3 separate regions of the Mus musculus genome follow, and regions 1 and 2 are each linked to region 3. A link is a contact called in ENCODE Hi-C or POLR2A ChIA-PET data. All regions are on one chromosome and are shown on one strand. Each heading gives the region's core, a stretch centred on a gene start or an enhancer-like site at or near the end of the contact. The rest is flanking DNA. Distances are from core to core; before and after follow the strand shown.

Region 1 (3,852 bases), core at 780-3,279, 34 kb after region 3:
TTCAACTTTCTGAGTGCTTTTGCACCCATGCATCATCTGTATCCCAGTACTAGGAGTATTTGATCTACAAAAAGTTCTGTATTTATTGAGTGAGTTAAAGTCTATGTGTTTAAGAGCACCAATATATTACATATGTGCATCTTACCTCGTTTCTGATTCCCAAGCTAATATTCTCTCCACACCTGTCTAGAAAGTTATTGTTTAATTAATTAGTTTTTGTTGTTGTTGTTGTTGTTGTTTTTGTTCTTGTTTCTCTGTGTAGCCCTGGCTGTCCTGGAACTCACTCTGTAGACCAGGCTGGCCTCGAACTCAGAAATCCACCTGCCTCTGCCTCCCAAGTGATGTGAATAAAGGCATGTGCCACCACTGCCTGACTAATTAATTAGTTATTTTGCCAGCATTTTAAGGCCAGTTTGGCCAGTTGAACTTATGTCTTTTGGCCAAACATGGGCTCTATCACTGAGTTGTACTATCAGCCCTATTTTATTTATTTTTATGGAAGGAGTAGTGTTTCATGTAGCTCAGGCTGGTTTTGATGTCTCAGTATGCAGCTGAGAATAACTGGAGCCTCCTGTCTTAGCCTCTCAAATGCTGGGATTATAGATATTTGTTCTTCTCTTGTGCTCCAGGAAATTGCAGTTTCTCTTAATAAGAGATTGGTAAGAGCCTAGTTTAAACCAGATACAGTGCTGTAACTCTTGATCCCAGCACTCTGGAGGCAGAGATGGGCCGATCTCTGTGAGTTCCAGGACAGCCAGTATTAAATATTGCAAGTTTAGGACCAGTCTAGATTACACAAGACCCTGCTTCAAACAAGAGAGTCAAACACACACACACACACACACACACACACACACACACACAGACGGAGAGACAGACAATCACACAGACTCCCACAGGCATGCATGTGTGCGTGTACGTGAGAGACAGACAGAGAGAGAGAGAGAGAGAGAGAGAGAGAGAGAGAGAGAGCTGGAAAATCTGACCATTTCCTTTCTGTATTGCATGTTGTAGTGAAGTCTCTCCTGAAGCTGCCCAAGTTCACTCCTACTCCCTAACGTTCACTGCTTTCACTTTAGTGTAGAGGTTCCCCCCCCCCCCCCCCCCCCGTGTGAGCCACCCACTTATTATGGCCACTTTCATTCTCCAGAGTTCTGCTTTGCTCACTGGCCTTTCCACAGATCTGTTAACTAAATACAGATAACCAAAAATTGACAGTTTGCTGTTCCTTGCTCACCGTGACCCCCTCCCCACAATGTTGCACCCAGAGTTAGAGCCTCCTCATTTTTCAAAGCTCAAATACCATCTTGTCTGCTACATAAAATCTGGAGACAAAACAGGCTGGAAAAGTAGACAGGGCAGTGCATTGTGTTTTCTCCAAAGCACTTTATGTCAGCTAAGGATGCTTGTCTAGGAGGCCCTGGGTTTGATCTCTAAGCACTTTCCATACCAGTAATACTCTTTGAGTTTTACTAGAGTCAACTCTCTCTGATCTTATTTCTTCCATTGATCATGAAATTTTAGAGAAAAATATTAATTTAATCAAATTATAAATTCTCCATGAGCCTATATCCAATACACAGAAAGCAGTGAAGGCTTGGATTGTGTTTCGACTTTGAATGCACTGGATATTAAAATTGAAGAGACATTTATAGTTACTGTTTAACCAATTTATTTATAAACTTGGGTCTAGGATATATGAGACCTGTTCTGAAAAACAACAAAACCTCAAAATAAATGGAGAAAGTGAGACCAAAGAGTATGAGACTGGTCTACGAGTCTGAGAGGGTTTCTAATTTCCAAAGAGGATTCGCGGCTAAGGCTTTGGGCGTGTCCTCGCCTTGGCCGCGCCTCTTATCCCGAGTCTTACCCTCTCAGTGACCCCTCCTTTCTTCTTCCCCTTAGGGTCCGCAGGGATCCTTCAGTAAGGAAGCTCCCGGTTGCAGGAACCCTTCAGCTCTGGAAGAGGGATTTAGTTACGTCACTGTCGGCTCCTCCCATTGGTCGGGGCGGGTGGGGTGCGGCGCCATGATGTCAGACGCCTAAAGGGGCGGAGCGTCGAGGGGAAGGAGGAGGGAAGTAGGCCTTCAACATGGCGGCTGTGGTACTGGTGGTGGCTACGGTGACGGTCTGGCTCGGGGCGGGTAGAGTTGGAAGAGGTGGTGTTTGCTCTCCCTAGGGGCAGCGGGAGCCCAGCGGAGACTGAGCCCGGGAGGCCGGGCGGCGCCAGCACCTTTCAGCTTTCGGGACAGCAGCGGCATTCAGGTGAGGGGGCCTGTCTCTGGGGGAGGGGGAGAGGGGCGGAGTTGGGGGAAGGGGCCGGTACGGGGCGACCGGGAGGAGGGAAGATGGGGACCGGGCGCCCAGGAGCCTGGAGGGATGAAAGGATCTGGAGTAAAGGAGCGGGAGGGAGGAAGAGCCGGACGACGACCGACGACTCGGGGCGGATTCTGGGCGAAGGGTCAGAGTGACGGGACCGGAGTTGAAGGGGCGGAGGGCGGACGGGATGCGGGCAAATGAGTTCGGATTAAGGGGACTAATTCGCTCAGAAGACAGGCTCAGTGGAAATCTCGAGCTTGAGGGAAAGATTTCTCTCAGTGGGAGCTAGAGCCGGTCCAGGAGAGGAACCCCGATTTAGTAAAGAAGGTAGCGCGCTGGGGAGTTGAGGGTGAGCTTGGGATGTGAGGATTTAGTTATCTGAGCGAGAGATGAGGGAGAGAAATCAGACCAGGGGGTGACTGCTTTGGGGGATATCTTTGGCATTGTGTGGTCTTCTCTAACTGTCTCATCACTGTGGTCTTCTCTAGATTTTTCTTCCTTTTTTAATTTTCTGGGCGATTACCTGGACTATACCCCTGGGTCTCAGAAACAACCCCGTGTCTTTCTTTTGAGGCTAAGCATTTCTCTTGACCAGCGATCCCTCACCTTTGTGTTGTTGCCTCGTGTTTTTTGAGTTGAGACTTAGAAATATAATTATTTAAAACAATTTTGTATTGAACTGGAGTGAGATTTTGATACTTTTTAGACAGACATCATAGAGTGTTGTAAACTCAAATTCTGTTCACATTTTCATGGATAAAGTGTTTTGTCTTCTCAGTTGTAATTGTTAGTATTTGGGAATTTGAATAAACATGGTGTGTGTTACCTGAATTTTTTTTTTTTAATTTGATGGTATAACAAGGCATTTCGTTTTCATTGATAAATAGGTCTTCTAGGGGCGAGGAGAGAAGGTTAAACAATTCAGAGCACTCATTCTTGCAGAGGACCCAACCAAGTTCAACTCTCAGTTCCCACATGATATCTCACAGTCATCCATAACTCCAGTGCCACCTTTTGATGCTCCTCTGCTAATAGGCAGGGATGTGGTATATATACATACATCATGCAGGCAAAACACTCAGATATATGAAATAAATCTAAAAGCGTTTCTTTTTCTTTTTTTGGTCAGTAAGCTCAGCCCCCCCCTTTTTTTTTTTTGTAAATTTGGAGACAGGTTTCTCTGTGTAGCTCTGGCAATCCTGGAGTTTGTTTTGTAGACTACGCTGGCTTTGAACTCTCAGAGAACTACCTGCCTGCCTCTGCCTCCCAAGTGCTGGGACAAAAGGAATGTACTACCCACTGGCTTATAAAAATTGCTCTTTCTAGTTAATATCCATGCTTAGTTAAACTGAACGTTTCTGTATTAATGCAAAGAACACAAAAGTAAGAAAAGAATTACCTAACATTTTAAGTGAAATTTTGTAAGTTTTTGTCTCTAGTTCATTCTATTCTGTAACTTATTGAAAGCCTACTGTGTCTTTCAGTTACTGAGACTTAATTATGGGAGCAGGAGAATTAGTGTTTTTCTAGTAA
Region 2 (3,420 bases), core at 360-2,859, 40 kb before region 3:
AAACAACAACAAAAATAAACAATTCAGAGGGCGTATTAGCATGCCCATTAATAGGAGAAAAAAAAAGAAAAAAAAAAGCTTAAAAACTTTACAATAGAAGATATAAATATAAACACTATTCACTGAAAGAGAGAGAGAGAGAGAGATCATTGTAACCAGGCACAGTAGTGTTTGACTGTAATCCATGCAAACTGAAATCCCAGCATAGAAAGACTGAAGCAAGAGGTGCATGGTGACTCATGCCTTTAATCCCAGTGCTTGGGAGGCTGATGCAGGTGGATCTCTATGGGTGCAAGGCCAGCCTGGTCTACAAAGCAAGTGGGGGACAGCCAAGGTTGTAACATGAAGAAACCCTGTAAAAACTATCGAGCGAGCGAGCGAGCTAGAGAGACTGAGACAAGAGGCTCTCAAGTTAAAAGCCAGCCTTGGCTAGGTAGTGCAACCCTCTCTCAAAAACGCCCTCCCAAAAAAAGGCATGCTCTTCAAATAAATGATCTCTGGGTACCTCATAGAATCACCTAAAAGCTCCAATTGTTACTGTACACAATTGCTGGAGAAAAGTAAAGAGTAGGCAGACTATGCACCTTGGAAATAAAGTAGAAAGGCGTATTAGTGGTAGTAAACTACGAGATTATGTTAAAGCAAAAAACTGCAGGAAGACTTCCAAGACCAACCCAAAGAGAAAACACGAATCCTAAGTGGTGACAGTTGACATGCCTGGGTAACTAAACCTGAAAATGCAGGGGGGAAGGTGGGAGAGCTGACTATGCCTGGGTAACTAAACCTGAAAATGCAGGGGGGAAGGTGGGAGAGCTGACTAGGAAAACTGAGCTGGAACGCACCAGGCTAAAGAATTTGTTTGAATTTCTAACAACGCTTTACAGTTCACAAGCACTCTTACCTCACCTTAAAGAATAAATAAACTATGACACCACCAGACTTCAATAGGGCATGAAGAGGAAACTCACAGAGTTTCAACTAACACCAAAGACCACAGTAATGAAAAGTAGTAAAATTGAACTATGCCTTCAGATTAAGTGGGGAGAGACTAGAGCGCAGAAGTTGGGCACTAAGACCAGTCCCAGGACAGGCGCCAGACTAGAAAGCTGAAAGGTGGTCCGGATGGGGCGACAGCGTGGCGGAGGAGCTCCTGCCAACGTGCAGGGACCGAGGTGGGAGAGAAAACCACACCCTCCAGGATAAAAACCCAAAGGGGGGGGAGGGGAAGGCGCCCCCTGGGGCTGGGTGGGGCCGGCCAACTAGGATGGGGGGTGGGGGGTGGAGCAGGAAGCACAGGGCAACCTGAGCGGGAGAGGAAAGAGAGTGCTCAGGCCTGGACACACTACGGAAACATGAAGCCAGCGAGGGAAGCTCGGCCCGATCCACCCGAGTAGACGCTGGGGCATCCCAAAGGGGGCTGGGAGTTCAGAAGACCTTAGCCCAGGTCCAGAAAGCATACACTGCAAGGTTCAGGGCCCTGGGAGGCAGGATGAAGGGGACCGGGTGACAATTACCGCTGCTGCTCTCGTTGGACTCGGGACCCGCCGCCGCCGCCGCTCGTTACCTGCCAATGTGCCTCTTACAAAGCGGCGGCGGCGGCAGAGGCGGCCCTGCCCGTCACGTGATCCCTACGTCACGGGAGAGGGTGGAGCCAGTACTTGAAGATTGAACGGGGTTACCCGGCTGGCTAACACAGCTCTGGGAGCTGAGCGAGAGGAACTATGTGGAGGCGGCGGAGATGGTGACATTGCTTGTGGTCAGAATTTCAGGGTCGTACTATCCGCCGCCTATAGAGAACCCACTATTAAAGCGTGCGGTCGCGCTATGATGACCTCAGAAACACTGCAAGATGCTCGATGCGTGCGGCTCTTTCGTCACGTGACATGGTGCAGCCACTCAAAGCAAGCCTGGCTTCTAGACGTTTTGAGGGCGAACTACAACTCCCAGAGTGCTGCGCGGCAAAGGCACTCTCTACGACCGCCTTTTCTCAGCGTGCTCCTAAGTACAACTCCTGATTCTGACTTATTCGAGCATCTTATGGCTAGCTTCCGAGTTAGTACCAATGGGTGCCACCTGCCAAGCGAACCAGCGTGGTTCCTGCTGGGAGGTGTAGTTCTGGCGGAGAGTGGGTCTAGCTCCCACGTTGCGAGGCTGGCGCTCCGCCCTGCCCTCTGCGCGGGAAAACGCCAACCGCCAGCTGCTGAGCCAGACACCCAGAACGTCCTCGGCTGAAGGCCACGAGACTTCAATGTAGTCAAATGTGGACTGCTTTCTGCATTCCCAACTCTCTTCTGCAGGAAACAACTACCATTCCTTGAACGCCAACGGGATGTTAGAGGTGTTCTAGCCCAAAAGGCTACTAGTATCGGACCGGTTTTGCAAATAGGAAAGGAAAAGTTATTTTCTGGCATAAGAAACCTAAATCAGGTTTTCCTTGTTGAGAAGTTACCTGATCCACCTCTTAGTAAAGATGTTAACCTCAGGAGATTAAGCAAAAGTAATGGAGTTTTGTTGTTTTTTGATTTTTTGAGACAGGGCTTCCCTGTTTTGGAACTTGCTTTGTAGACCATACTGGCCTCAAACTCACAGAGTGCTGGGAGTAAAGGCACGTGACACCACAGGCCGACTCAAATAAAGATTAATCACTAGCATATCTTTAAAAAATAAATAAATAGATAGATGTTGCGCTGGAGAGATGGCTCAGTGGTTAAGAGCACTGACTTCTCTTCCAGAGGTCCTGAGTTCAATTCCCCGCAACCACACGGTGGCTCACAACCATCTGTAATGGGATCCAATGACCTCTTCTGGGGTGTCTGAAGACAGCACAGTGTACTCACATACATTAAATAAATAATTTTTTTTTAGATGTTTAAAACACTTTAACTCCAGCCCAGACTAACCTAGCCTTATTGTGCAGTACATGGTGACCGCTAACTCTCAGCAGTCATCCTGCCTTGGTCTCCCAAATGGTGGTATTTCAAGGATTATAGACAAGAGTCACCCACCATGCCTGATTAATATGTATTTCAAATATATACATATATACCATTCATATATATATAGATGTTTTACCTGTATGTATATATGTAGCACATACATGCCTGGTCAGAACATGGGATTGGGTCCCCTGAAATTGGAGTTAGAGATAGTTATGATCCATATTCTAGGTGCTGGAAATCAAACCAACATCCTCTGGAAAGACAATTGCTCTAAACAGCTGAGCTATATCTTGTTAAAAATTATACATTTAAACATAATAAACCAGCACTCGGGAGGCAGAGGCAGGCAGATTTCTGAGTTTGAGGCCAGCCTGGTCTACAAAGTGAGTTCCAGGACAGCCAGGGCTATACAGAGAAACCCTGTCTTGAAAAACCAAAAAAACAAAAAAAAACCCAAAAAACAAAAACAAAAGAACACACA
Region 3 (3,544 bases), core at 792-3,291:
ATTCCTTGAGCACTTCTTTGTCCTAACACTTCTAATTAAAAATCTCTTAATAAACTCCAACTCTGCTTACAAAAAAAAAAAAAAAAAAAAAAAGGCAAACAAACGGGGAAAGACGAACAGTGAAAGGTGCTAGAGTAAACCAAGTCCCACATCTCAGACCTAAGAAAAAGGAAGCACAGCCCACACCGCTGAGCTCTGGGAGGCAGAGACAGGCAGATAGATAGTTCGAGGCCAGCCTGGTCTATGGAGTGAGTTCCAGGACAGCCAGGTCTTCACAGAAAAACCCTGGTCTCAACCAAACCAAACCGCAGCAGCAACAAAAGGAAGACAAAGAGCACTCCTGATACTTACTGTGTTGCATTTCGTGCCACACACCACTTGCCTATGATTCAACCACTGAGAAGCAAACACTTTATTAAGGGTCCCGAGGTGAAATTCTCTCTCCTTGAGGAGACTGGGAAGCTGTTGTGCTGCATAACCATGTAACAGGCGAGAGTAGCTGGTCTCATTCTGGAGCCTGACTTCGCGGTTCTTCAGGTAGTACACTAGGGATCTCTTCACTGGGGGGAGTCTTTTCCTTTTGTGCAGCGAATGATCCCAGCCAAACTGTGAAAGCCAACATCAGAAATCAGGGGTTTGGCCACTTTTCCTTCAGACAAGAAGTCTGACCGTTTTATAAAAGAACCAACACGAATTCGTCCTTCGGGATTTACACAATCAAACATTTAACAGAAGATTTGTAATCCAGAAAGTACAGTTTAACTCGGCTAGCACTGAAATAAGGCTCTCATAATGAAGACTACTTAGAAAATGGATAAACAGGGCAAAAAAAAGTTAACTAAACCTTTGAGGAAAGTGGAGGGCTCAGAAATAACATATACCCAGGTGTCCTTGATAGTTACGAAATGAAGTCCATATTACAGAACCCACCTGGGCTGCACTTCTACCCAGCCCCCTTCTCCCTCTCCGCCTGTGCACCCCGTAGAGCATAAAGAGTATAGCTCAAAGAGCCAGACTGGGGTCTCGGATCTTCCAGGGATGTACAGTCAATGGCCGCTCATCTGACTCCGCGCGACTTGCGCTGCGGGCAGTTTTAGAATTCGAAAAATCAAATACCAACGGGGTAACCTGCGTCGGAATCCCAAGTCCAAGAGGCCTTCCTCTCCAAAGGGGGCAATATAGAGATGACACCTGGTGTTTCTTCTAGATGTCTAAAGAGCCAAAGGGGCCTGCACCCAGTTTAGGAGATGGTTTCCTTGATAAGAGACCATCGGCCCTTATTCCTAGTGCCACTGGAAGGTCCACTTCAATCTCCTTCCCAGTAACTTCGGAAGGTCGGTCTTACTTCCGATTCCCCTTGTCTTCATTTTCTCCTCCCTCCAGGAACGAGGAGGTCCTGAAGCTCTCTATCCCTAGCTGCTGACTTCCAGCGGAAGGCGTCATTTTGTAGTTTTCTTTTGGCTCCTCACCCTTCCGGCCCGCCTGCTCGCCAGTACACTGCAGAAGGACCGGTCACTGCTCTACAGTCCCGGCTCCGGTTCTCGTCCCGCCCTGGCCCCAGGTTCCTGAACCCAGCTGGAACGCCCTAAGCCCCTGCTAGGTGATGACCCAGACCTGTGAGCCCTCACCTGCGGGCCCTGAGCGTCGCTCCCGGCTCCTGGCGAGGCAGACGCTTTCCGCTTCCTGCTAACTGCTTTCCGGGCCATAGTGGGCAGCGCCGCCGTGGCCCCGCAGCCACATGAGGCGGAGAAGGCAAGGGGCGGCAGGGCGACGGGTCATGAACCGGGCCCTGGGGCCGCGCGCTTTCGAGCGCCCGGCCCGGAAAATGGCTCGGATCCCGGGCAGCAGTCGATCAAAATGAGGCGCGTAAATGGAAGAAGGGAAAATCCGGGTTGGGAAAGGGGAAGGGGAAGGGAAGGGGAAGGAAAAGCAGGAACAAGCAGCTTTCCTACCGCCGTGTCTGGAAAGGACGGCGAGCGGCGAGAACCAAAACACCCCCCTCCCACTCGCCCGCGCCCCGTCACTCCTGCGCAGCCGCACATAGCAGCACGTCGCCACGGAGACACCGCCCAGACCAGCAGGGCGGGACTTAAGCGCAGCAAGGAGAATTGATGTCCTCGGAGAACTTCCGCTTGCCTCTTGCCAATGGCGGTTAAGCTGTGGCCAAAGGAATCCAGCCTTCTGTCGGGACATTTCCGACCTCAGCCAGCTCATCCTCTGGCATGCGGAAGTAAGCATGAGCTGCCTGGCTGCGGGACCAATCTTGAACCTGTAACCATCATGGTAGGATTAAAGATATTCTAGACACCCTGATTGCCAGATTGCAATCAGACTATTAAAACACTGGACTCTAAGAAATTGCAGTTTTCCTGGGAGAAGGAAAGGACAAGGGCACAGATGCCAGCCAATAGAGGAACTTGACTCCAGGAAAGATAGATCACAGTTGGGAAAACTTGTCAGACTACCTTCCCAGAGAAACTGGGCGAACAGATGATGGATGCGACCACACCTTGCCGACGACTGCTTACTTAAGCATAGCTGTTGCCTTTAAGCCTAAACAAACCACACGTCAGCCCCTAAGATGGACTAGGATAAGAGAATGTCCCGTCGTTGTTCTTTCCAATGAGACCGAGTTAACACCTTTCTTCAAGTTTCCCCTTACACTTTGTCTTTTAGTTGGCCTGTTGAGAATGAGTTAAGGCTGCTAGGGCCCAGGTTCTGACCCTTCCTTATACCTCAGAAGACGTTTCTTAATCCTGTAACTAGTAGCCTCACATTTAGCACTTTCCCCCAACATTCTCACAAACTGTCAATGGGCACAAAAGATTAGACACTTTAAGGAAGGCAGAGAACCCCACATCACACTCCTTCAAGATGGATTCAGGGTAGGAAGGCAGCAGTATGGTCAGATTTTTGCCACATCAAAGTACCAGAGCTAACGCAGGCTGCCTCACATGCCTGTTGGCACAGGTCTCCCCACACATACGGAGTCCCCAGATTCCATTCTCCACTTCTTTACTCTCCAGCTCCCTGTCTATTTTGACTCCTGTCTAAACCTCAAGTCACTTTTCCCCTTCTTTTATTTATTCCTTTTCTTTCTTTCCTTTTTTTTTTGAGACAGGGTTTCAGTGTATAGTCTTGGCTGGTCTGGAACGCAGCATGTTATATAAATCAATCTGGCCTCAAAAGTTATAGAGCTCCACATGCCTCTGCCTCCCCAGAGCTGAGTTAAAGGTGTGTGCAACCACATCTAATAAGTCACTTTCTTTCATAAAATGCCACCCTTTTTAGGTCTGCAAGGTCAAAGTCACACTGTCCTTGTGCTTCAGCAAATAGACCCATCGCTGTAATTCATGCCATTGCCTGCCTTTCTCTCGGAGCCCAGCCTTGATCTCCATTAAGGAGTGAAATCTTGAACCACAGAAAAGAGAGTGGTCATTTTTGGCATGTCCGGTTTGGACTGGCACCAGTCACCAAACAAAGCGGGATCACCCTTGCCTCCATTTTCCGAAGATCCTGAAGGAATGTGAGTGCCAGCTTCCAC

Evidence for each region. A loop is a pair of places that touch in the nucleus more often than their neighbours do. ChIA-PET counts read pairs that join two places held with the same protein, here RNA polymerase II (POLR2A).
Region 1: a map of heart shows a loop between it and region 3 (5-fold over the local background). The contact joins the promoter of Ubap1 here to the promoter of Dcaf12 in region 3. A Hi-C loop is called at or near these places in 15 of 37 maps with a recorded cell type or tissue (T-helper 17 cell, adrenal gland, gastrocnemius and 5 more). POLR2A ChIA-PET finds 5 or more read pairs at or near these places in 4 of 5 experiments (Patski and embryonic stem cell).
Region 2: a map of left cerebral cortex shows a loop between it and region 3 (5-fold over the local background). The contact joins the promoter of Ubap2 here to the promoter of Dcaf12 in region 3. A Hi-C loop is called at or near these places in 4 of 37 maps with a recorded cell type or tissue (heart and left cerebral cortex). POLR2A ChIA-PET finds 5 or more read pairs at or near these places in 4 of 5 experiments (Patski and embryonic stem cell).

Annotation. Positions count from the first base shown.
Region 1 is chr4:41,346,967-41,350,818 of GRCm38, forward strand. Ubap1 (ubiquitin-associated protein 1) reads left to right here and starts at 2,030. Exons shown (of 7, transcript NM_023305.3): 1 at 2,030-2,265.
Region 2 is chr4:41,273,526-41,276,945 of GRCm38, forward strand. It overlaps Ubap2 (ubiquitin-associated protein 2), which reads right to left and starts at 1,610. Exons shown (of 29, transcript NM_026872.1): 1 at 1,515-1,610.
Region 3 is chr4:41,312,860-41,316,403 of GRCm38, forward strand. Dcaf12 (DDB1 and CUL4 associated factor 12) reads right to left here and starts at 2,042. Exons shown (of 9, transcript NM_026893.3): 1 at 1,629-2,042; 2 at 352-606. The coding sequence starts at 1,706. It overlaps Gm46891 (predicted gene, 46891), which reads left to right and starts at 1,483. Exons shown (of 2, transcript NR_168697.1): 1 at 1,483-3,544.